Regions from separate parts of the Mus musculus genome. Here regions 2, 3, 4 and 5 are each linked to region 1. Evidence: chromatin loops called from intact Hi-C (ENCODE). Cell type or tissue: heart. All regions are shown on one strand.

Region 1 (5,000 bases):
CTTTTGGTTGTTTTTTAGGGTGTTTGATCCCGATGACAAGCCTAACAGATCTGTTCACATGAAAAGCTACCAACACTCAAAACTAAACAATCAAATAGGGAACTTCAGTAACTAAAGAATGACCGGAAGACAGACAGGAGTAGACAATATCGGCATCTCCTATGCGTGTGATGACCTGGGTTTCGAGTCTCCGGCAAATTAACTTGATTAGAGTAATTTGACTTCATTCTGTCAGTAGCTGTGATTAAAAACTTACAACGACGTCAGTACCCAGGACAAAGCCATAGAATACAGTCACGGAATACAGTGACTTGTCATCAGTCATGTCTTACCAAACTCTAATGCCTGAGGTTTGAGTGAACCCTATGATGCTTCTCCACTGAAGCAGGAACAGTAGGATGAGCCTCCTGCTTTCTTGAAACTTCAAACTGCCATGCTGAAGCTAAGGTGGTGGAGAGAGAGCATGCTCGCACGTACACACCCTGACTCCCACAGAGCAGACATAATAACGATGCTGCAAATAGGATCTAATAAAACCCCGGTGCCCATGGTTATTCCTACAGTCGTCCACTAGCACAGTACTGGTGCAGCAAGCGGTCTTTAATAAGCTGCAAGTGAAGGCTTTGGGGAACTCTTGGAAAAGGACATACAGAGAGAGACTGAGAAGTAAAAACAAATTTATGATGACTTGGTTAGAAGTGATATTTGAACTGGAAAACAAAAGAACATAATAATGGGGGTGGCAGTGGGGTAGCCGCACCACATAGTGACGATTTGGATACACATCAAGAGTGACATATTCACCACGCTACATGCAAGACACTAGCAACAGAAGCTCTGTATCACCAGATCGTGCCGACTACCTGATTTTTCTCTACTCTTAGAACCGCTAAAGAGAGTTAAATTGTCAATACAAATCTGCTCCAAGCATTTTGTGACAGTTGAAGCAGAGACAACTCTCCAGGCTGAAGCCGCCTGCAACTAAAGCCACCGCAGAGGGGATGGCACTTCCGTTAGACATGTGGCACCTCTACTCCCACCTGGGTGTTGGTTCTCAAGTCAAACGCAAGGACATCCGAACCCCCTGTCCCCCCTCCTCCAGGTTCCACGGGTCCACTCAGCTGGCAGCCTGGCTGGGGACACAGAAACAACAGGAGCCTCACAGGTTATGCCTCTTTGGCATTCTACATGCATCCCATATCCCTTCCCTCCAGCCCATGGGTCCCCCAACAGATGCCACCAATTTAGTCTCAAACACCCACAAAGGGTAACTTATGAGACACCGGAGCAATCCAGAGTCAAAAACGGAGGGGTACGGTCTGTAAGAGGGTCAAGAAGAAAATCGGAGAGGGGTGTGGGTGTCAAAATCAGAGCCCAGTACTTGTTAAAGACAAAACTGAACAAACATAGTAGGTTTTAGATAACCCTAGCCAGACGCTGCCTCAAGGACTGAAAACACATACAATGCCGTTAACAGATGGAATATGGGCAGCTCAAAGAGATTCTGCCCATAAACGTACTCCTTTTGAAAAGTTTGAATAGAGACTTTAATTTTTGTTGGGCACAGAATTGGGGGGGGGGAGAAGCTGCAGATGGCTGAACTCAATCTGAGCATTTGATCTGGATTGTGGCTAAACTCTACCTATGGGCTACTAGTAAGGAGGACCTGTCTTCAGCAGGCAGAAGGATTGTTGCTATGATCTATTTGATTTTCCTAAAGACTTCCATGTAGTGGTCGTCCCCCACCCCCGCAGCCCCCAGGATAGAGCCCCAAAGGGTTGTTTCTGGAATCAGAAGGAGCCACGTGGTGTCTGGTTTTCCTCTCCAGGCCTTACATCTCTCTCCGAAATATTCCCAAATGATCAACTGTGGATATTTCCTGGGGAAACTTCTTTGAAAGAAGGTACACTCCACCCTTGGTAAGACTGTTAATCAGGGGTACAAGGAAATGAAACAGGAAATAACCCATGCAGGACACTGTAGGTAATCAACACTTTCAACCTAAAATAACTAAGATTCAGCCAACTCGGTTTAAAAAGATGCCTCGAACTTCCTTAGCAGGGGTGAGATGGGAGGTCACAGGGGCGGGGATAAGGACTAAGTCAAGTCTCTCTCTTAGAATTCTCCACTCCACCCCAGAAGGCTGCACCTGGGCTGGTGTGCTAGTTCCAAACTCAGAGTCCACCTGCTTGGTTCTAGCCAATGCTCTGGAGCCAGTGACCTGGCACACCTTACAAGCGCCCCTCTCTCCTTTTCCTTACTCCCAGGATTCAGCCCCAAGAAGGCATTATTCCAGGGGGCTGAAAAGTCCCATAAAGGGAAAGCAGGCTGACATTATATAACAATATACACCAGAAAACGAAAGTCGCCAAAGTAGGGGCAGGAGGAGTGGGGGAGCACGGCATCTGGAAGCCGCCACTTACTCGAAGGCGAAGAAGAGTCCACTAGTGACCAGGATGAGAATGAGAGTCAGGTAGAAGACGCCGGTCTGCCGGGCCATCATGATCCTCCCGTTGCAAAAGAACTTGTTTCTTCCTGGGAACACCTCCCATTTCCTCCGGGCCGCGATTTTCTTCTTCTTGTGGGGCGACTCCATGGGAGAGGAGCTGTGGGTGCTGATCTGACTGTACTCGCAGTCTTTCATGGGCCCGCCGCCGCCGGGAGGCATCCACGAGGGCAGCCGGCTGGGGGCGCACACCCCCAGAAGCCCCCCGGCCGCGCGGGTTCCGCCGAGCCACGGCCGCCGCCGGCCACTCGGCCGCCCCCCGAGCCGCGGCGCTGCGACCCCTAAACGGGCTCCCGGCTCGGCGACAACTTTACGGAGGACACCCAGGTTAACCCCTTGGAGAGCCCAGCTGTCATAGCAGAATCCGCTTTCGGGAGGGACGATGTTGGTCCGCAGTCCTCGGCAGCGGTTCTCCGTGGCTTCCAGCCGGGGGGTCGGGGCTGCAGGACCCCGCGGGACGCGGGGAACCGCTCAGCAGACACCCAGAAGGCGGTGCGCCTGGCTTCGCCACCCGCAAGCTCCCGGCTGCGCTTGGGCTCCGGCCGGCGGATCCCGGATCGCCGCGCCCTTAGCGGACACGAGGCAGCAGACCTTACGCCGGCTCCCTCCGGAGCCACTTCTGCGCCTCGACCAGGTGGTTTCTACTCTTTCCCGGTGACGGATTCTCCCAGGAGAGAGAGCTGCAAACTGAGCGGCAGCTCGCGACACCGGCAACCCCTCCCAGGGGTGGGGACAGCCACGCGCGTTCTTCTGTCAGGAGCTGCTCTGTAGGAGCCGGGGCGCTGCCCGCGCTGCGACCCCGCATCCACGAGCCGAGCAGCCGAGCTGAGTCCGCGGCCCCTAACGCGGGGCTAAGGCCGAGGGTGGTGGCGGCGGTAGCGGTGGCGGCTCCCGGGGCTTCCTCGGTTCCTTCTGTCCGGAGAAGACAACCCTAGCGCGACGAGGGCCGCCGGAGGGCCGCGGGGACACTGCCAGAGACACTTGTTTGCAAGGCTCAGCCCCGGCGCGCGCGGCGCTCCGAGCAGGTCCGCCTCCTCGCCGCCGGGTGGGCGGTGACGCCCGCGCCTCACAGCCGGGCTCCTCCTCCTGCTCCTCCTCCTTGCCAGTGAAGCCTGGGCACCCGCTCCCTTGGGTCCCTGCCCCAGTATCCCCGGGCCAGAGCGCAAGGCTCGGGGACTGTGCGGGCCTGGCGCGCCCGGAGGAAGGCTCCTGGCTCCCGGGTGACATCCTTCACCCTAGGAGAAATCAGGTCGTTGCCCTCGGTGCTGAGGCGCCATGCGCTCCCCGCGGACTTAGTTCCTCTACGGGGTTCTCCACCGGATTATTCCCGGTCTCAGCTGCCACCTCTGGACACTCGCATTCTCATGACCAGTCGAAAAACCGTTCTTGCTACTACGGGGGACCTGAGTACCCGCCACGCAAAGAAGTGACCTTTCCTGGCCTGCCCTCGGCTCATCCTCTTCCTCCCCAGCGCCACGCGTGGCTGAGACGCCAGGGAAACTCTACCGATGCCGAGAGGATGGGGGTGGAGTGCCTTGATGACAGGGTGATGAGCAGCCCCCTGAAACAGGCCAGACTTCGGGACCTCGAAGGGCAGGGGACAGCAGAGCGGTCTGTGTCAGCTCCAGCAGCGACCGATCTGCCCCCTCTTTTGGATTAAAAACCCCCAGTGGCAGGCTTTGTTTGCAAAGGTCGCTGTCTTCCCCATCTTTCATTCTCTACTTTTTCCCCCTGGTGCTCACAATTCGCTCATTTTACTTCTGTCTACTTGCCTCTGTGGAGCCCACGCACAATAAAGGGACCGCACATCTAGCGAATGCTTGGAGTGCGCCTTTCTTTACATCCCAGTTTGACAGTTGGGTATACAAACGGGCGCAAGGCCGGCGCCAGAGAGCCCCAGCAGCCTAAGCGCTGCTGCGCCCCTGGGCTTCGGGGCCCGGTAGAAGCGCTAACTGGCGTTTGCACTAGGGTAACCCAGCGCAAAAGGACACCCGGCACGGGCGCTCGGTTTTCTGAGCCCTACTTTCTTTTCAGAGCCCGCTGGGATGTGTAGTTCCTTCTCTCGCTGTCCAACTCAGGGAGGAAACGTGACTTGAGGATCTAAAACTACAAGTCCCTGCAACCCCTGCGACGAAGGCGGGGAAGCAAGGTACTGGGCTTTGTAGTACTCAGCGTTTGGAGAGCCACAAAGACAGCTTTGGAAAAGATGCTTTCTCTGTGCCGGGTGGATATTTGCACACTGCCTGCGTTCTGTGTAATCCTCACCACAACCCTGCGATGCACTATTGTACCAAGCTCAAAGAACTGCTTGCCCAACACTACAGAGCTGCCCAGTGATAGAAATGGCACTGAACCCAGAGCTCTGTCTTTCCCTTACAGAGCACGCCTCAGTGCTCAGTGTCAAAGATAGATAAGCTTGGCTAGCCAAAAGAGAAAAAGGATGTAACCAGCTAGGAAATGGGGGCGATAGAAATGGTAATTAGATGGGACAGGG
Region 2 (5,000 bases), 120 kb before region 1:
TCAAATTACAGCGAATGTTCTCTTGATTGGTAACGTAAAAGCAGTAAGAACCGCAGAATAATATGTAATAGCCAGTATGTAATAATATAATACTATAATCATCTAATGAAGAACATTGAAGGTAGGAAATATATACACAACATGTAGTGACAGCTTTGACACAGGGCAAAAACTGAACAGGAGAGAGCCACAGTCCATACTCCTGAGACCTGTTGGTAGTGACAAAATCACATATGGGGTACAGACTGCAGCCAGGGAACCAGGAGCTGAGCAGCAATGGCTGTGGTAACAGGTGACAGACCAAGGCCACCTAGCAGTCTCCTGAGGTTTCTCTATGCCCCACAGCCACAGCCATGGCAACTCCTGGGGTTTCAGTGTGCATTTTCAGAAGCTGCTAGTGCTAAGAGAGTGGTGTATTCACACCTTCTGTCTCACCTCATGGAGCAGAGCAACCTGGTGAGAGTGAGCTGCTCAGAAGGCTCCAGGCGCAGGTGCCTTCCCAGGAGTCCTTGCCTTCGAGCATCCTTAAGCAACAGCATTGACTGCCCTTCTCTTTAGAACGCCCATGCTATTAAACGAAGCCCCACAAACCTATTTATTCTGCGATGCTGACACAGCCTGCTTCACCATGACTATTGTTCCCAGTTCCCAAACACTGGGGTTTTAATTCACTTGTTGTTTTGTTTTTTGCTTTTGTTTTGCCGTTGATAATGAAATGCTAACTGTATATAAAATGGAAACATGTGTCAAGGGATAATAAAGACATTTTAAGAATACGGGCTGAAGATGTAGCTCAGTCAATAGAGCGTTTGCCTACAATATCTGATCCCTAGCGTGGCACACAAACAAAACAGAATGGGACACTGTAGTGAGAATTTTGGTCTCTCTAAAAACACAAAAATTATTATAAGAATGTGTTTTCATTTTAATGCCAGGTGTGGGCTATGGGGCTGCTTCAGAGTGTCCACAGCAGCTGACTATGATTTGCCTCGTGCTCTAGCAGGGGAGTGATTTTTACCAGCTGCAGATAGCTTCTGCAAGTGTGTGACTTTTGGGATTCTGGGGACTCTTCAGAGGGTCTATAAATAAATGCTAGGGCCCCAACAGGGTTTGCCAGTTGGTGGCTGGGTGTTGTTGGCTACAGTTTGTCAATTTGTGCACAGAGACAAAAAAAAGGGAGAAATTGAATATCCTGATGGGTAGATCAAACTTGCCCCAAGGAACTTGATGCCCCTGATCAGCAGGAAGTAGTCTAACGATTTCATTGCCCTCTTCCCCCTCTGTTCTTCTTTCTCTCCTACCTTGTGTTAGGGGCTTACAAGGGAAGAAGTGAAGGGGTTGAGATGGGCTGAAGAAAGACAAATTTACAAATAGCCAAAAAGTCCAGCTACAGGGACACCCTATTTCAAAACAAGCAAACAACTCTCCCCAAATACATAATATACACAAATCCTGAACTCTGACATGTGTGCAAATTAGATTTGCACCAATCCCACGAACCAAACAGTGAACATACTTTGAGCTGCTCCAACAGATGCATTGAGTTTTTAGAAACAATGTATATTATTATTCTTCTCCTTTCCAAAAGGAAGCACCATGAGCTTATGTGAGCTATAAGCCCCTGCCACGTACCAGGTCTGCATGGCACAGAACAAGGCTCTACTTTTGGAGGGTGGTTCACAGAAGTTCTACGGGAGAGCAGAACTAGAGGTGACGACTGTGGGGGAGGCCAGGTGGCCAAGAGGTCACTGGAGCAGCAGGGACTGTGGTGCCTATGTCAGTGGGACTTGAGTGGTCTGTTTCCTGCTACTATCACAGAATACCTGAGGCTGGGAGCTGTGTGTAGACAGAAATCTTTCTCACACAATGGCTGGAATGTCTAAAAGCACTGGATAGTGTCTACTGAGCATCTGTTAAGGACCTTCTGGGAGAGCTTACTACACCAAAACCAATCCCATGATGATGGCATTGTCACATACCTAAAGGCAGAGGCTTTGGTGCCCAGGCCACCTCTGTAAGGGTCACCTCCCAGTATAGTTACAGTAACGATTAAATTTCAACCGAAGTCAGGGAAGGGGACATCCAACTCACACCATCGGCTAAAATCCTGGACATGCACAAGTTCCTTCCTTACCCTCTACTGTTAGGTTTCTTCCCCTCTCAGGGTGGAAAGTGAAGGACCCACCGAAGCGGCCTAACAAAAGTAAGATAATACCCACAAGGAGCTTATGAAAATGCCTGAAGCTACCTTCTTCAAAGCAGGATTTTCCCCCATTTTAGTTCATCAGTGCCCAGCCCAGACTGTTTCATCTAAGAATCTATTTCTAAGGTATTAAGGCTGCTGCCAGCCGCTGGTGCCTCTCCCAGCTGTCACAGACAGGATCAACCCCGAAGGTATCAATCACCAAGAGCCCATTTGTTTATGACACTGTGCTGCGCGCTACACTTAACAAGCACCCAGGGGTCTTCCAGAAACTAACAGCATACGGAGGAGGAGGAGTCCAGGGGCACTGAGCAGGGGCACGAGCAGATGTGGGAATCAGAGACTCAGAGAAAGTACAATTCTATAAATGGTTTTCTCCCATCCTCGCTAACCACCACTTACCCACCCCACCCTCCACTCTGAGCAGACCCAGACCGAGTATAGACAATGAATCGCGGAAATGGATATCGCAAGGGGAACATCTGGAGCAGGGTGGGGCCTCTTCCTGTTTCCCACTTCCATTCTGCGTTAGAAGCAGGAGGCCTTGGCTGGGGCTGGAGTCAGCTGTTCCCCATCATTTGATGTCCAAGTCACAGAGACAAATTATGATTCAAAATAGCATATTGTTTTTAATCCTAATAAGAGATAAAGAGGAAGCAGACCTATCTGTTGCATAGAAAAGAGCCCAGCAACCCAGGTGTGGTAGCTAAAGCCACTGGCAGGCAGGGTGTTGCAAAGACCGAGATCCTAGGGGCTGGGCGCTGTGCCGGCCCTTTCTTCTACCTCACTGAGCTTTCTCTTAGCCCACTGGAGCACTGCATTTTCTTGCCCTTTCTAGACTGCAAAAGAAACAAGTGGAGAAAGTAAAGCCAGCAGAAGAGGCTAAGCCAGGAGACGCTGCAAGAGCAGCAGCAAAGAAGCCAAGGGGAGAAAGTTCTGGAACAATGCAGTGACTATGTGGCCAGGGCTGATAAGTTTAGTAAAATGTGGTCAAAGAGGGTTTTCCCAGGATGGATAAATTCACCAGGGTGGCTTTAAGGGGCAGCTGAGAATGGGAGTCTAGAATATTCTTTGCAGGAGTCTGTGAGGGAGAAGCAGGAAAGGGGGGCTGGTAACAGTGAAATGTGAAGAAAGGAACAAAAGCATACTAAATAATAAATTGAAAATAAAATCCCCAGAAAGCCAGATATAAAGAAAATAGTCTGAGGGATTTGGAAGAAAGAAAAATAGAGTAATAAAAAAGTTTAGGTTTGGGCAGTTTTCTCTTACTGCATATGACCCAGAACTTCTGAATAGCAAAACTGGAAGCTAAAAGATAACAGGATTATTTCTTCATAATTTTGCTTGGTTAAAATGTTATTCTTAACTCAAATATCAGTCAAGTGAAAGAGTAAAGTAAACATGTTTAGATGCCTATAATCTCAAAAGGAACCACTTCCTAAAGCTCTCATGGGGCATGCATCAACAAAAACAAGAAAGAAAACTGCTCAGATGCACTAGACTCTACTAGGCCAGAGGTTCTCAATCTCCCTAACATTGTGACACTTTAATATAATAGTTCCTTGTGTAGTGATGACCCCCAACCATAAAATTATTTTCATCGCTACTTCATAACTGTGATTTCACTACTGTTATGAATCACGATGTAAATATCTGATATCCAGGATATCTGAGATGCAAACTCTGTGGAGGGGTCGAGACCCACAGGTTGAGAACCAAGGATCTAGGCGCTAGGACAGAAGTGAGCAAACACTTTCGCTAACAGTTTCTCAAGATTGCAGCAGCGTTCCAGGCCAGCTAAAAATGAGGCAAAAGGCTCGAAGTGGAGCACACATGTCTACGTACATAAACCAGCAACATAGATATGTAGGAAAGCCAAAATAAAAGCATAACCGCAAACACAAGACATTTTTACCAAGAAATAGTGTGATGTCTGACAGAGATCACACTATTTCTGAAAGGTAAACACTGGCGGGCAGACGATACTCACGCGGTAAAGATGCTTTTAAATGAATAGGAATTTAGTCAAAGATGCCACTATTTCTTATTAGTGGAAAAGGGAAAGAGGGTCGTGAGAAAATGAGAAGTAGAAAGATCAAGTTCTCAAGGATGAACACAAGGAAAAGTTCCTTTGGATTAGTCAGAAGTGTGGAGGTTAGCCCCAAAGGATGGAGAATGTGTAAGAGCGGGAGCGGGGCCAAGGACAGACCGCCATCTGGGCTGTGAGTCCTTTTAAACAATCCATTTAAAAACTCTGCTTATATGACATCTTCTACATTTTTAGTGCACTTATTTATTTAGTGTGTGTGTCTGCCCGCGTGTGCATATGTGCTGTGTGTGTGTGTGTGTGTGTGTGTGTGTAGACTTGCCCCCACAGCATGTGAGGCAGCCAGAGGACAGCCTGCAGCCAGAGGACAGCCTGCAGGAATTGGTTCTTCCCTCCCACCACGTGGATCCTGGGAACTGAACTCAAGAATCCCGGTTTGCCATTCAGTGCCTTACCCCAGGGCTCGCCAACTCTCATGTGCTGTTCTGATAAAACAAAAAGGATGAATCTCCTCTTCTAGGTAACAATGATCAGTGCCTCCATTTACATTGGATCTAAGATAGTACAGTGTTTCCCGAGAGTTCAGAAGTGTCCCTTCCCAACATTCGGGGGGCGGTTTCCTTTCAATACAAATGAGCGCTCACAATAACATTTCCCCAGGGACCCAAGTAAAAGTATCTTTCCTCAGCATATGAATCTCCTAAGGTTAATAGATTTCCCCCCACACACATCATTTATGTTGTATGGGCT
Region 3 (5,000 bases), 110 kb before region 1:
ACTGGCCTGGGGTATTTATTAGTTACTCTTCTGTTGTTATGATGAAATGCTATGAATAAAAGAAACTCACGGAAGAAAGGGTTTATATCGGCTTTCAATTCCAGTTACAGTCTATCATAGCAGTCAGGAAGCACAGAGGCATCTACAGGGAGGGAGGGATATAGGGAGGGAGGGAGGAAAGGAAAAGGGGAAGGAGGGAGGGACAGACAGACAGGCACACAAAGACAGGCAGACAGACAGACAATATGAGCAGAATTACAGCTGGACCATGAAAACTCAGAGTCATCTCCCAGCAATGAACTTCTGTTGGGAACTAAAAGGGGGGGTGCCGGGGGAAGAGGAGGAGGGAAAGACCCACACCTCACCAGAATTCCACCTATTCTCTGGTCAGTCAGGCGTGGGAGGGCTGCTACCTAGCCTTTCCACTCATCCCTGGGTGGTCATTCCTCTATCCCCCTACTCTTCAGGAGGTGGTCAAGGGGGAGCCCTGCCTGGGGACCCCAGAGCTACTTTGCTAAAGCCCCGGGGTTATAGGGGATGAGGGAAGAGGTTCCCAACACTGACCAGAGTGTGCAGCGGACCTTGATAGAGCAGAGACTCTCTATGGTTTAAGAGCTTTATTATAGAAAGGCAGGGGGAAAGAGAGAAGGCAGAAAAGAGGGACACACACACACACACACACACACAGAGAGAGCGCTAGAGAGAAAGAGAGTAAGAGAGGAGAGAGGAGAGGAGAGTGAGGGGTAAGAGGGAGACAAGAGAGTAAGCAGTAAGAGGGTGAGCTGGGGCTGAACACCCCTTTTTATGGTCTTTACTGTTGCTAGGTAACTGGGGAGGAGTTTAGCCTGAAGGTCAGAAGCTTGGGCCATTGCCTACATGACTACTGATCATGCTTCTCTTGTAGGGGGGGGGGGCTGTGGGGGGATGGTAATTTAGGCAGGAGCCAGAGTTCCAGGAGCATGAGGAACCGTGTCATGTAGGTGAATTATGACCATTGGAGTTCAGACCTCAGCTTGACTGGAGATCAGCTTGCAATTCCCCACAGACTTCCTCCACAAGAGTCTATCTCCTAACAGTCCCATCATCTTCCCACAGAATGTTACCAACTAGGGACCAATTATTCAAATGCATGAAAGCCTGGGAACCCTTTCATCTCACATTCAAACCACCACAGGGCTCATGGATATTAGGCATGCTGTGTCCTCAAAACAAACTTTCAGTGAAAACTTTATTACCTGATGCCTGTGCATAGGAGTAAAATCAGATGCACCATGGGAAATGACTTGTGCATATATAATCCCAGCAACTTCTCCTAGTCCCACAGAAGGAAGCTCTTAGGCAATCACAGGGACTCTCTAGCAGACCTTATTCAGAGCCCACTGATCTTTTACACTCCATTTGACCTGTACTTTCATGTTGCTTTGGTGTGTACTTCTTCAGCTCTTTGAATGAGATGCCAAGAACTTGGAAACATCTAGCTCAGCCAAAGATGACTGGCAATGCTGTCACCAAACCAACGTTAGATTCCATTGACCAACACCACTGGGGATAACTCAAGCCACACTCCCCAAAGCAGCCACCCTTTTTTCTCATGGGTAGGTGTCTCAGCTGCTCTGCTATGATCTGAGCACAGGCTTAGAGTTCGTTTGGAGAGATGCTAGGCTGTTACCTGATAGCTTTGGGAACCTGGACAGATCCCAAGTGCTCTGACATAATCAGATTAAACCCTTGACGAATCCATAATATGATGGCATTATTTGGAGGTGGGACCTAACTGGAGGCATGCCTCTATAGGGTACACATGTCCCCAGCTCCTTCCTATTTGTCTCTATGCTCACACCTGCCAGGAGGTAAGGATATTTTCTCCACCATGTTCTGTCTTCATTTCCAGTCTAAAGCCTCCCAAACTTACTGCCTTTAGTTGACCCTTCTTGTTTACTTAATTACAGCCATGGAAAGTCTGACCACTTCTAACGCAGTGCTTGCACGTGCTGGCTTTGGATTTCATAAACATGGTATTTTGGGGCTGGAGAGAAGGTTTGGTCAGTAAAGTAGCTGCTGGGCAAGCTTGAGTATCTGAGTCCAAATACCCAGCACCCACATTAACCTCTGACACACACACACACACACACACACACACACATTCATGCACATGCAACGACATATACATGAGCACATATATGAATTAACATATACACATTTGTACACCACACACAAAACAACCAGTTTTGTTTATAGTCTGTCACCTTTTGCAACTTACTTATTGAGGAACATAACTTTGAGGTGTATGCATGTTGTTGAATGTAGGCGTGGTACTATTCCACTATAATAACAAACCAAACAATGCATTCATTTGTTCTCTTGTTCTTAAATATCTTTTTTTTTAACTGTGTGAGCAATACTGACATAAACATTCTCAAGCATGCCCCTTGAATAAATGGCAAAGATTCCTGTAGAATATAACTAGAAAGAGAACTGTTGAGTCAAAAGACATACAGACACTCTGCTTTATAAAACAATGCAAAATTCACTTCCCAAAGCAACGGCAGCAAATCCCATTCTCAGGGAATGAAAGGCTCTGTTCTGCACACAGCTCATGGCTGGTGCCCGGTAACCCAGCTTTCCTAGCTTTTGCCAATTTAGTGGGAGTCACATAGAGTGTCGTCACCATCTGATTTACACTTTCTCTGTTGCTAATGAGGCCACACATGTCTGCGTGCCTTTAGAGTGTCTGCCACCTGGCTCCTGATAATTTTAGGCAATCCACTGTGCCGCACTGTGTATCGAGACTATTTGGCAGCCCCAAAATCTTGCTTTGGAAGATGGAAAGTGCACCAGGAAGCGCCAGGTGACTCCAGGTTCCCTCCCTCTTGCTTCTGTGTTGAAGACACTGCTGTTGTTGGACCTGGAGTTGAGCTCTACTCAAAAGGTGGCCCCTAGATTTTAAAAAGTATGCCTCAGTTAGAAAGAAAAAAATTGTTTAGTTTTGACTTCCTCTTTTTTTAAAAAAAATTAATCTATAATACCAGTTATTACGCAAAACCATTTATATATTCCCTTCTGTGTTTTTGATAAAATGAAGACTTTAGATCAGACGAAGTGTTTAAAGTTTGAAGTAAGTTCCTTGTGAGTAGTTATGAAAGGGTATTTGATTAGGCTCTGTAGACAATCTTCTTTAAATAAAGTTTCCCACTTGTTTCACACACACACACACACACACACACACACTGGCTCCTGTAGGCTAAGGGACTTCTACTTGTCTTGCTTGGGAATGCAGATGGTAATCACGCGTGTCTCGTGTGAAAGGAAGACTACTTCCTTATCTGAATCCTTCTTTAGCATCCCAAGGAGCCATGGGAAATCCTCCCTAGGTAAAGATCCCCACTAGGGAGCTATGAAAGGAAAGCATACAGACCCAATGTAGTTGTCTGTATGAAAGCAGAACAGACAGACAGACAGACAGACAGACAGACAGACAGACAGGTTCTTGACAATGTTACTGAACTGCCAAATGGACACATTAAACCCCTGTATCTAGTATATTGCAAACAATACATTTCTTTGTTACATACCCATGTGAATCTGACTTTGTTTTCTTTTCCCTCAACCAAAAGAAATCCTTATACAACTTACAAGCATAGCAAAACCATGACTCATGAGGGCCTTCTAGACCCTCACACAGAGATGACAAACAGCAAAAGGTACACACTTGGAGAGAAACCCAGATGCCTTTTAAATGGCAATCTCCAGTGTGGCTGAGTGACGTGAGGCGGGGCTCAGGCCACAGGAACAGTACTCGGGACTCTGGACTGTCACGCAGAGGCTTGGTAGCAGGGCACACTTTCCACCCGCTTATATAGGAAGAATGGCGATCTAACTGTAAAATCAAACCTAACAGACGAGCCCCTGCTACAGACAAAGCCACCAGCTCCACAGGCCAGTACAAAGCTCAGCTGAAGGTCTTGGACGAGGGAATCTGCACTTGGTGCTAGTCCAGCCTGTGCTTTCCAAAACCAAACAATATTGACTTTCAGGATGGGGGCAGCTGATGGGTAGAGGCTCTCTGAGTGTGAATAGCCTCAGTTAACAATTGTGCCCAAACACACAAAACAAAGGCTCATGCGGTTTGATACAGGCCTCCATTGCTCTGAAACACAGAATACCTAATCACAGGCTATAAATGTAACCTAGAAAAACAGCAACAAAGAAAAATCCAAAGCTGCAGCTACTTCTGAAAAAGACAGATTCCTGGAATCCTTTTTTTTTATTTTTAACCCCAGAGGGAGACAAAGAATGATTAATGTCTCCGACCCAACCTCATTATTTCAAATTTGTACTTTTTAATTTTCCAGACTACCCAAAGCAACAGCATTATCGTCTCTGCAAACTTGGAGATAATACAACGTATGCCAAATTATTGTTACCACTTGTTGTTGTTGTTGTTGTTGTTGTTTGCTGAGGGAAATATCGTGAGCAGATTTTGAGGAAGTGGGAGGAGGAACAGATGAAAGGCGAGGAGGCAGGCAGTCCAAAGGAGCCCTGCCTGCACTCTGTATGCTTCTGTAAGAGAGTTATTTGAAGTGTGAGCTCCAGGAGAGAAAGCCGAATTTCCATTGATTGTTCTTTTTCCCTGTGCCCTGCACCACCACTATCCGGGACAGCAGCCCCATGCAAGAAACTGCACTAACTGTGAGCCTTCTAATGCACTGGATAATACACTGGCGATGAGCCCTCGGTTAACTGGCTTCCTCTTCCTGGAAGCTGCAATTTACTCTGTATTTCTAACCAGAGAACATCTGCGTGGATTTTTGAAAGGTTGCTAAGGACAGGGTTTCGAAAGGTGACCAAAGGAAGCGAGTTCTTTATTCTTGTCTTCCTGGAAAATGTGCGGCACTTAAAACCGAAGCGGTTTGAAAGGGTGGAAGGCGTTTCAAGTGCCTGTTGTTCTTTATCTCTGGAGAGGGCAGGTTCCACCAGAGAGGGTCATCTTTGCTCTGGTG
Region 4 (5,000 bases), 100 kb before region 1:
CTGTATTCAGAGCCCCTAGTACCCCTGTAGTAGCCTGACTTTCAAGGGATCTCTGAAAGCCCAGCACTGGGGTTGGGAGGGGCAGTCTGAGAGACACAGGCAGAGTCCCTGATGCTTGCTGGCCTGGTAGTCAAGCCAAACTGGTAAGTCTCAGGTTCAGAGAGAGAGTTTATCTCTCATCTTAGTTAAGGTGGAGAGGGCTAGAGGAAGAAAGACCCCCCTCCCCCCGAATGTGTACACATGCATACACACCACACACAAAATAATAAAATATCTTTTAAAAAGAAATGCTGATACGCTAATTCTCAATTGCATTATTTCTAGGGAAACCAGGGGTAGAAAAACACAGATTTCTTTTGTGGACAATAAGTCAGAGGAGACTTTCAAGTTGCCAATACACATTCCATCGCTTGACCCTTGGTTTGGCTGTCCCTAGCATTATTTAAATGCAGGATATGTATTCAGGATAGGAAATGGATCTGAGGCTATGCACTCAGGAAATGAAATGGCTTGGAGACCATAAAACCTGTATGGCATGATTTAACATTTTCTCTTTTTCAATTTATTAGATTCTTAAATTTTTATCTCTGTTTAAACTTCCTTAATGACACAAAGTGAGCCACATTTGGACAAAAAATATTATACGAGAATGAGTGTTCTCCAAGGGAATGCGAGCTATAAAGAAAGTCAATCATGGCCCCTCCTACAACCCTCCGTGTCTTACGAGGATTTTGAAGGAGAATAGGGCCTATTTGCCACCCTGGCTGCCCTCTCTAAACCTCAGGCTCCTCATCTTTCAGGTAGAAATAGAACATTCCAGTGTCCTGGACGCAGAGAGCATCCTCTCTGCCTCGTGGAGTCATGGCGGAGATCTGCAGGACTTCAGTGGAGGAGGAGAGGCAGAGGAAACTCTAAGAAGGAACAAGTCTCAAGAGGCTGAGTTCCTACCGTGTGTTGCACACAGGGCCCACCACTGTACAATAAATACATGCAGGTGACCTATATATACAGTCAGGTCTCAGCTTCTCAGAGACACAGGGATTTTTAAAAGGATCTTGGAACGGCAAGTCCAATGCATTCTTAGCATGGTTTAAGCAACTGAGGCTTGGTGAGAAAGCAGACCATGTAGGGCCACTCAGAGACAGAGCTGAGGGGGACTTTGTTTCCCTATCAACAGGGCTCTCTGAAGCCACATAAAAACTACTCTTTGACTCCAGCTCTCACTGGTACTAGCCCTTTGATATCAGGACACGGCCTCATAGATGGCTTGCAATTAGGACCAAGGCCTGAGATAGACTAAGAGGAGCAGCTGAGGTAGGAAAGTGACCAAATACACCAGGCAAGGACTCTTCCCCAACCCCCACCAGCCTCAGGATAGAGCTGTTCTATTTGCCTTGGCTCTCCCACTGCCGATCAAGATGGCAGGCCCGGCATGGGTAGATGCCGGGTGCCTGCTTCTCAGCAATGGCTTCTTACTTCCAACTTCCTGCAGCCCACGGGCCAGCATCATGAAGTTGGAAGGCAAGTTCTCTGGGCTCAGCATCCCTGTTCACAGTTCAAACCTTCCTGGATCATCCCTCTCAGCTTGGCTAGGGTTGTCATACGGTTGGCTCATTTCTCAGGGAATCTGTATCCTTTATGTGCGCGCGTGTGTTTTTGCTCCAGGGATGGTTCAAACAACCGGCTGTAAGGATGGGACGGTGTCAGAAAGGTACTGGGGCAGCTCATCTGCACGGCTCTGCAGAGCTTCCTAGGTTAACCAGCCTCTCCTCTTCTCTCTTCCGACGGATCCCCAGAGTCTAAGCTGGAACTCCCAGGAATCAAGCTGCCCTTTCTGGCCCTTGTGGTCACTGAGGTTTTTCTGTCTGTGGATTATACCACCATGGGGGTCACAGTACCCTGGCCTGTGGTTTCTATCACCTTGGGACTCCACTCCCAGCCTGCTGGTCAGCTTCTGTACAGCCTCACTGTCTGTCGGCATCTGTCTCCTGCAGCTTCTATGGAAGAGGAAGGAAGGGCAGAGGCCAGTGAGGCTGGCCTTCCTCCCCTCTCCTGCAGCTGCTCTGAGCTCGGGGAGGAGAGCAGAGAGCAGAGCAGGACAGGAATGGGTAGAAACCGAAGCACAGCTGGGAGGGCTAATTTAGCCCATAACCTTGATAGGGCACAGTATGCAGACAGTCCAGACAGAGGGCAGATTCTCCAAAGCAAGGCACAGTCACACATCAGGAGGGTGACTTAAGAAAACAAACACTTCCATTAGGACGTCTCCATATTCCAAAAAAATGGTTAAGTGGAGACCATGAGAGAGGAAAGAAAGGAAAGTGTAGGGTAGGGGGACATTTGTAGACCACACATAAGGGACAAACACAAACCTGGGTCCTCTGATTCCTATCCCAGTGCAAGTGCTTGAGGCTGTGAAGGGTCAAAAGCCACCTATCTTCAGGTGACAAGGGCAAGTGTTTTAATCTTTCTCAGACTCATTCATTCACTTGCTCATCCAGCTATGTGCTGGTCACTGTGTTGGACACTGGGCAACACACACAGGAAAGGAAGGGGCATAGGGCTCCCACTCAGCACTCACTCCCCTTCTCCTCTCTCACCCCCAGGAAGGAGATCATGCAGGACAACTGGTGGTCAAAAGCTCAGAGGCAAGGAATAGCATCATAGTCTGAGAAATAAGGGATGGCAGGGGTCAAACTCAGCTACAGAGGCAGCATAAGACTGGGAGGGGCCCTCAGTGCTTCTCTGCAGGGACATGACAGTGGGGTTAATATTGAAAGGCTTGTGCTAGAAAGATGGACTCATGGGTGAAGGGCTTGCTAAACAAGTGTAGAGCCTCAGCTTAGATTCCTGGAATCCATGTAAAACCAGATGCCTCGGGTTTAAGATCTCAGTGCTCCTATGGTAAGATGGGAGGCAGAGACAGGAGCCTCTTTAGAGGCTAACCCAAACAGCTAACCCCTAACCCCAACCCTAACTCCCAACCCTAACCCCTAACCCTAACCCTAACTCTAACCAACACAGTGGCAAACTTCAGTGTAAACGAAGTTTTGTAAACGAGAGACCATGTTTCAAATAAGGATAGCAAAGACTGACTTGGGTTGTCTTTTGACTCCCACCTGCAGGCACACACAGACACGCAGCACACACACATACCATCATCTAGCTGCCGTGGCACATTCAGGAAAAAGGTTCTGGTGGTCAATTCAGACACTAATTTACCGACAGTGGAATAAATATATGGAATAAATAAAGTACAGGTTGGGCTGGCACAACATCAACTCTGGCACTGGTTTGACAGTGAAGGAGACCAGGGTCCCACAGTGCAGTGAGCTCTGGCTCCTGGGAATCCACTGTGGTGGAGAACCCCCAGACAGATGCTTCATTTCTGAGTAGGTAAGCTCTTAGCATGCCTGAAGGGGCCAATCACCACAAGAGCTAATCCAATAATCAAAGTAGTTAATCCTCAGGATTAACTATGAAGCTGCCCAACCACTTACGGGCTCTGCTATTATGATCACACCTGTCTACCCAGCACCGCTCCAATTCCCGCTCAGCCGCCAGTTTAGAGAGCCAGAGCTGTTTATGCAGATGACAACGGAGGCCTTTTGTCAATAAAGCACCTCTGGGAATGAGCTGAACGTGAATGTCTTGAGCCAAGCAGAAGCTGGAGGTCCAGGGGCTTGTCCATCAAAGCATCCCACTTGAGCCTCTGACATCTGAATTTAACAGAGTAAAGTTTAATATAGACATTCACGTTCAGCTCATTCCCAGATGTTGACTTAAAAAAAGAAAGAAAAGAGGCACTCTTTACAAACGAACTCCATCCATAGCTACTGCAGCTTCTCCACCACGAGCTGTCAACTCCTTTCTTTCCACTCCCAGGAACACTGACTTAGCCAATCAATCAACCCGTAACTATTTATTGACTACCCATTATACACCAAGCTTTATGCTAGAGGCTGTGGGGAGCGGAGTGAATCCAGTTCCTACCCTGGACTCTAAGAAGAACCCAGGCAATGCTCAGAACTCATACTCTGTTTTCAACAGAAGATTAAAAACCCACCCAGAAAAGAAGGCGGCAGAGCCAGGTAGTACGTTCCTAGAATGCCAGCACTGGGGATCGAGAGGTAGGAGGATCAGGGACTCATGGTTACCTTAGCTACAGAGTTCAAAGTTGCCCTGAGCTTCTTAGGACCTGGTCTCAAGAAAACAAGATGAGAGACAAGAGTGTGGTTTGAGCATTACAAACCTGGACCCACTCAACATATCTCCCCTTCCACTAATGCATATGTCTTTTGCTTGGTGGCAGTGTATGGCAAGGTGACAATGGGGGTCCCTGTCAAGTGGAGCAATAGGAGGTGTTCTGGCTTGGTATGAAATATAGCAACAGAGGTGATGACCATGACTCTCAGGGCCTGTTCATATCCCTAGCCTGCTCACCCCTCACCCCTCCCTCTCTCTGTCTCTCTGTCCCTCTCTCTCTTCCCCCCCAATCCTGATACCCACTTTTTTTCATCTATAAAACAGGGGTACTTAACATGCAACATTATTAAGGTTTGAATAAAAGTTTCTATAGGGCCTACTCCTGTCAGCATTCACCAATGGCGCCTCTCTGTTCTCCTCTGCCCTGTCTGTGCTTCTGTCTGTGCCCTCTGCCCCTCATCCCAGGGCTTCATCCTCATGTCTTCTCTCTGAGTAGGCGATGGGTGCGTCCCTTGATGCCGATTCCAAATAGCTTGTCCAGGAGACCAAGCCCCACAGACCTCATGTGCCTAACTCAGCCATGGGCCCCTAGAGTCCCAGATATATTTCAATTAAACATGTTTATTTCAAATCATTCTAAAGGACAACAAGAGAAAACTAGCAGGTGTTTCATGTAGACATGCATGTTTCATGTAGACATGCATGATTCATGTAGATATACATGTAGATAACATATATGTTCTAATCAGTATATTGATTTCTGAGATTGACACTCACACTACATACTGGTTAGT
Region 5 (5,000 bases), 350 kb before region 1:
CAGATACTATATATGGAAGGGGAAGCTGGAAGGGAGGGATTAGCACCCCACGATCTTTACTACTGCTATAAAGTGACCATGTAATAGCAAAAGGATCCTCCATATCAATTAGCAAATGTTAATCCTGGTTTGGAACTTACAGCTAACCATATAGAGATAGATCAACTGCCATGAATTATTTTATGCTCATTTTTATATATACAAACAATTCTCAAGGCCTGATCCTTTAGATAAAACTCATTTACTCAAATTCACTTCAGGATTACGTCAGAGAATAATGTTAAGAAGCATCTAACACAGGTCAAGACTGAGACACTCTCAAGGCCTGTAGCCCTGTTTGCTAAATAAGACATGACTGGACTCTAAGCTGTGTGCGAACTTAAGCAGAGCTCAGCAGTCTACTGAGGAAAGATTAGAAACGAAACCCAGATGATCCCTTTAAAGCATATAGTTACTGACGAATTGTCTTTAGCAATGAAGATCTGCCCAATTAAAGCTCTACACAATTTTTTTTTCTATTATGACTCTACCAAAAGCTCTTAAAAGTCATGAGAATTCAGGGCTAGCGAGATGGCCCAGTGGTTACGGAGCACCACTGCTCTTGCAGAGGAACAGGATTTGGTTCCTAGAATCCACGTGACTACTTACGACGGTCAGTTGACTCCAGTTCCAGGGAATCCAGATCCCTCTTCTTGGAACAAAACACCCATACACATAAAATAAATATTTTTCAAAATAATCATGTGACTTCAGAGATAAGTGTATATTCAAGAAAATATTGTAAGAACGACTTAGACTAAAACTGTGTATGGGAGAATTAAAGCCATTTTCCCATAAGCACTAAGGCAATCCCAACCCTACCAGCTGTCCACGTGATGCATTCATTTCCCAACACTTAGCTCTTATAGCAAAAGCCTGGGCACTACTTGGGCTTAAACGTCATTGAGTCCATCATCAGTCCTTGCTAAGTACACCTGACCACCTACAGGGTTCAAGGAAGGGAAGAACTCCAACTCTTCAGCTGTGGGGAAGGGAAGAGGTGTGTCTTTCAGGGACCAACTCAAAAATGAGCTTTGCTTTGACACACAAACGGAGAAAAGCGCAGAGGAGTTCCCTTTAACGAGGCTTTCCCAACCAGCCCCTTTCTTCAGAGGGCAGTGGTTTGTCCTCTGGTCCACCTGGGGATGCGGCCTCTTGGAACTGTGATTACAAACTAGGGAAGGGCACCAACAGGCAGCCAGGAGAGCTGGAATTTGCCTTCAGAAGCAGATAACAAGTAGGAAGTGCTTACACAGGTAGTGAGGCAGTGTGCAGAGGGGTCACAGGCACCTCAATTTCAGCCCAAGGACAGCCGTGCTTTTTCACTGGAAACATAAGGCTTCGCCACCATCAAATAAAACTTTTTCCTCTGCTTGGATATATGCATTACTTGCTAAGCTGAAGTAGGCATGCATGCCTCAGATCAGTACAAATATTACAGAATAGGGTCTATGTCACAAATCATTGTCAATGTTGCAAGATAACTCTGTAATTGAATTTTCAATTTCTGAAATGTCTAGGCAACAAACCTCAAAAATCCTCTGCTTAAATTAGGTTTCATCTCCAACAAAGTTTGTCACAATATAAGTATATTGAAAGGTAGGTAGTTGTCTTATATCTAGGAAAACCAAGCAACAACTGCTCAGATATACTACTAACAAGGCAATTATTTCAACAGTAGCAGTAGGTTTCTGAAGAAGCTTCATTTACATATAAACACTACACCTAGACAGAGTCAGGACAGAGAAAATGAATTTTTCTGGGCCCCAACTTCAACAGACTAAATGAAATCAGGCACTTCTGACCTTCCAAATTCCTTAACACTTTCCTATACCTTCTATAAACACCCATCTTTAAAAAAAAAAAAAAGTTTTCATCAAGCCAGAAGTAGCTTAGACGTGTCAAAAATAAATCTGGAAAAGGCACGCTGTTTGTAAAGGTGACATAATCAAAGCTCCGAGTACCAGTCTGTCTGCTACCCGCACATCGCAGGTCTATCAGAGGTTCACCTATGGTGCCTCCCACCCCAGGTCCTCACTTCCAAGGCTTAGGCTTTTCCCGGTGGCTATTTCATTCCCAAGTGACTACTGAAACCGCACAAGAAAAAGGAACAGGAGAAACTAATTTTTGTTGTTGTTGTTTTGTTTTTGCAGACTCAGATAGCAAAAACGGACTGCTAATTTCACAAACAATAACAAAAAAATAAGCAAACCAAGATTCCTGGCCATTTACCAAGCAGGAACCAAAGTTCCACTAAGCAGTTGGGGCCTGGGCCTTTTATGTTTTCTTTCTTTCTTTTTCTTTTTTTTCTGCCGGCAAACACGTAATCTAAAAGCACAGTCATTTCCCTCTTGATACTTTATTCGCTCCGAAAACGTCCCATTCAAACAGAAAAAGCCAGCCAAAACCAAAAGGAAAAAATGAGAGCCTGGAAGGCAGTGGACGCGGAGGGAGCGTGACTCCCGGAGGCTGCAGCGTCCTCCCCGCCCGGCTCGAGCGCCGGGCTGCCGTACGGAGGAAGGAGGCAGGCGCCAGGCTCAGTGCGGAGCGGCAGCGTCCGAGTGGCCCGCGCGCTGCTCCGGGGCTACGGGAACTCCGCGTGCCGGGGCGCCCGTCTCCGCTCAGGTGCAAACTTTGCGGAGCCGCCGCCGCCCAGGGGGAGCGGACCCCAGCGCTCGGCGTGACCCCGCTCTGGTGCCCGAGGTCGCGGGGTGAGGGGTGGGGGGAGCTCGCGAGCGACGCGTCGGGGCGCTTCGGCCTCGCCACGGCGCCGCGGAGCCGAACGGCCGGTCCGGCCTGCGCCGCGCGCCCCTCACCTTGGTGGCCATGGCGGGCGGTTCCCCGGCCCCGGCGGGCCGGCTGGTCTCCCGTGCTGCGGAGCTTCGGCCCTAAGCGGGCGGGGAGGTCGACTCCGTCTGCGGTTCGGTGGCTGCGGCCCGGCGCGGCGGCTCCGCCTCAGTCCTGCTCTCGGCGCTCCGGCCCCCGCGGCTCGGCGACTCCCGCCGCCGCCCGCGCCTGCAGTTCCTGAAAGTCCCGGCTGCGCGGCCCCCGCCCCCGCCGGCCAAGCCTCCCATGGACCGCGGCGTGCGCGGCGGAAGCGCGCCTGGGGCCTCGGCCGCAGCCCGGCCTCCTCGCCCGCCCCGGCCTCCGCCCCGACCCCGCCGCCCGCGGCTCCGAGCGCAGGGCCCTGGCTGGAGCGGCGGCTGCGGGGTCGGACGGGCGTCGGGGTCGCGGCCTGGTCGCCGCCGCCGCCGAGCCGTTCGCTGGGCGCGGCGCCGAGGGGGGCTGTGCCTCAGGCCCGGCTCTCTGCGAGCCGGAGAACGGTGATCCCCGGGAACTGACGGGAGCCACCCGCCTGGGATCCCGGGCCCACGGCGGGGCTTGCTGAGGGATCGGGGTGCTTGGGGGTGACTACTGCGAGCGCCACACGGACAAGCCAGCCCAGGGCGAGCAATGGCTTCCTGCATCTAGGCTGCATGGGATTTCTCGGAGGCTGTGATCTGGCCTGGGCTTCTGGGCCTGGACGCTTGGGGACTCCACCTGAGATGACCCAATTCTGCCCTTTGGATTGTTTAAAAATGCCTCAAGAAGTTTGAGGGCGCAACAGGTTTCCTTAAGTTAAAAGAGAAGCCCGAATTATAACATCTTTGATTGAGAGTAGTTTGTCTGCAGTTGGATCTGTATGGGTTTTATTAATAAACGAATGGTTTGAATTGATCGATGAGACTTTCACAAAAGATGAGACTGGAAGATTTACCTTAATCAGTGCAATAGTTTAATGCAGTTGTTTATAATAAGGATGCATCTTCTAGACAAATAAAATCGACTCTCTTATCCCAGGAAGTTGATATTTAATTTTACTGTCAAATTTGTAGCTTCTAGGACTGGGGGTGGTAGAAAGAATGACACATAGGTGTTTGCACCCCAGCACTGGGGAAAAAAAAATGTTTTTTTTTACTGACCAGAGAATTTGCAAGTTACAGCCAAAAATAGTGTTTAAGTGGTAATTCAGAGTTTTCTGTGGATGTTTGTGTGTATCAATGCTATAGTCAGGCATGGAAATATTCTTGTGTCTGTGTGTGTGTTACTGCTAGCTAGTGTCATGTCTACTTGACAAAGGCTAGAGTCATGTTAGAAGTAGGGGACCTCATCTAGGGGAAAACAAAAACAAAAAACACCAGATTGACTTTCAGTCATGCCTGTGGTGTATTTTCTTGATTATTAAAGGTGTGTGAAGGCCCAGCTATGTCGCCCAGCCCACATCTGTGCTGGTGGCCCTTGTTGCTGTAAGAAAGCAGGCTAATCAAGCCCTGGGGGACAAACCAGTAAGCAGCTGCCCTCCATGGCCTCTGCATCAGTTCCTGCCTTCAGGTTCCTGACCTGAGTTTCTGCCCTGATTTCTTTCCATGATGGAGTCTGACACAGGAGCGTAAGCAAAATAAACTCTTTCCTCACCAAGTTGCTTATCATAGGATTTATTTTATCACCACACTAGGAACCCTAACACACACATACAAGTTATGAGTGTGAACATGCATATAGCACGTGTGAAGTCAGAGGACAACTTATAGGAGTCTATTCTCTTCTTCCACCACGTAGGTCCTGGAGGTCAAACTGAGACAGTGGCTGCCGAGTCCTTATCAGCTGAGCCATCTGGGCAGTCCAGGCTGTTGTCCTTCTCCTGACAGGAACAGGGAAGTCATTGAGACCCTTCTTTCTGTATTCTAGACAGGAAGCCCATATCCTATTTAACCCTTTGAAAAAGTTATTATTTATTTACAATGATAAATCATGGCTCAAATAACTGACTTGGTAATATCAAAATTGAAAGTAACCCTAGCCTTAGGACCAACAGCTTCTAAGGACAAATTCTCCATTCAGACTGGGACACGTCAGCAAAGATATTTATCAAAGCATTTTAAGCCCCAAAAGAAAACATCCATGTACTTGTTAAGAGGATT

Evidence for each region. Peaks named below come from ENCODE experiments on the same cell type or tissue, not always from the same donor. Only the 100,000 strongest peaks of a DNase experiment are listed, where the experiment ranks them.
Region 2: a loop joins it to region 1, with 2.0 times the contacts of the local background. A loop is called at or near these places in 3 of 42 quality-filtered maps.
Region 3: it touches region 1 in a loop (2.0-fold over the local background); 4 of 42 quality-filtered maps call a loop at or near these places.
Region 4: a loop joins it to region 1, with 1.9 times the contacts of the local background. A loop is called at or near these places in 2 of 42 quality-filtered maps.
Region 5: a loop joins it to region 1, with 4 times the contacts of the local background. A loop is called at or near these places in 2 of 42 quality-filtered maps.

What each region holds. Positions count from the first base shown.
Region 1 is chr17:5,491,115-5,496,114 of GRCm38, reverse strand. It overlaps Gm52310, which reads left to right and starts at 2,889. Exons shown (of 2, transcript XM_030250193.1): 1 at 2,889-3,140; 2 at 3,363-5,000. The coding sequence starts at 2,889. The coding sequence ends at 4,166. Zdhhc14 (zinc finger, DHHC domain containing 14) reads right to left here and starts at 3,515. Exons shown (of 9, transcript NM_146073.3): 1 at 2,424-3,515. The coding sequence starts at 2,668. In heart, CTCF peaks have their summits at 2,633 and 4,424; DNase peaks (open chromatin) are centred at 2,584, 3,554 and 4,574; H3K4me3 peaks cover 3,681 bases; H3K27ac peaks cover 2,743 bases; H3K27me3 peaks cover 1,969 bases.
Region 2 is chr17:5,612,911-5,617,910 of GRCm38, reverse strand. The region is part of intron 1 of Zdhhc14 (zinc finger, DHHC domain containing 14); the gene reads right to left. Among named protein-coding and RNA genes, the nearest start is that of Gm52305, 88 kb to the right of the region's middle. In heart, no CTCF peak of the experiment used is centred here; a DNase peak (open chromatin) is centred at 2,690.
Region 3 is chr17:5,605,227-5,610,226 of GRCm38, reverse strand. All of the region lies in intron 1 of Zdhhc14 (zinc finger, DHHC domain containing 14), which reads right to left. Among named protein-coding and RNA genes, the nearest start is that of Gm52305, 80 kb to the right of the region's middle. In heart, no CTCF peak of the experiment used is centred here; no DNase peak of the experiment used is centred here.
Region 4 is chr17:5,593,710-5,598,709 of GRCm38, reverse strand. All of the region lies in intron 1 of Zdhhc14 (zinc finger, DHHC domain containing 14), which reads right to left. Among named protein-coding and RNA genes, the nearest start is that of Gm52305, 69 kb to the right of the region's middle. In heart, no CTCF peak of the experiment used is centred here; a DNase peak (open chromatin) is centred at 2,029; H3K27ac peaks cover 802 bases.
Region 5 is chr17:5,839,402-5,844,401 of GRCm38, reverse strand. It overlaps Snx9 (sorting nexin 9), which reads right to left and starts at 3,078. Exons shown (of 18, transcript NM_025664.6): 1 at 2,856-3,078. The coding sequence starts at 2,867. In heart, no CTCF peak of the experiment used is centred here; DNase peaks (open chromatin) are centred at 2,641 and 3,121; H3K4me3 peaks cover 3,123 bases; H3K27ac peaks cover 3,023 bases.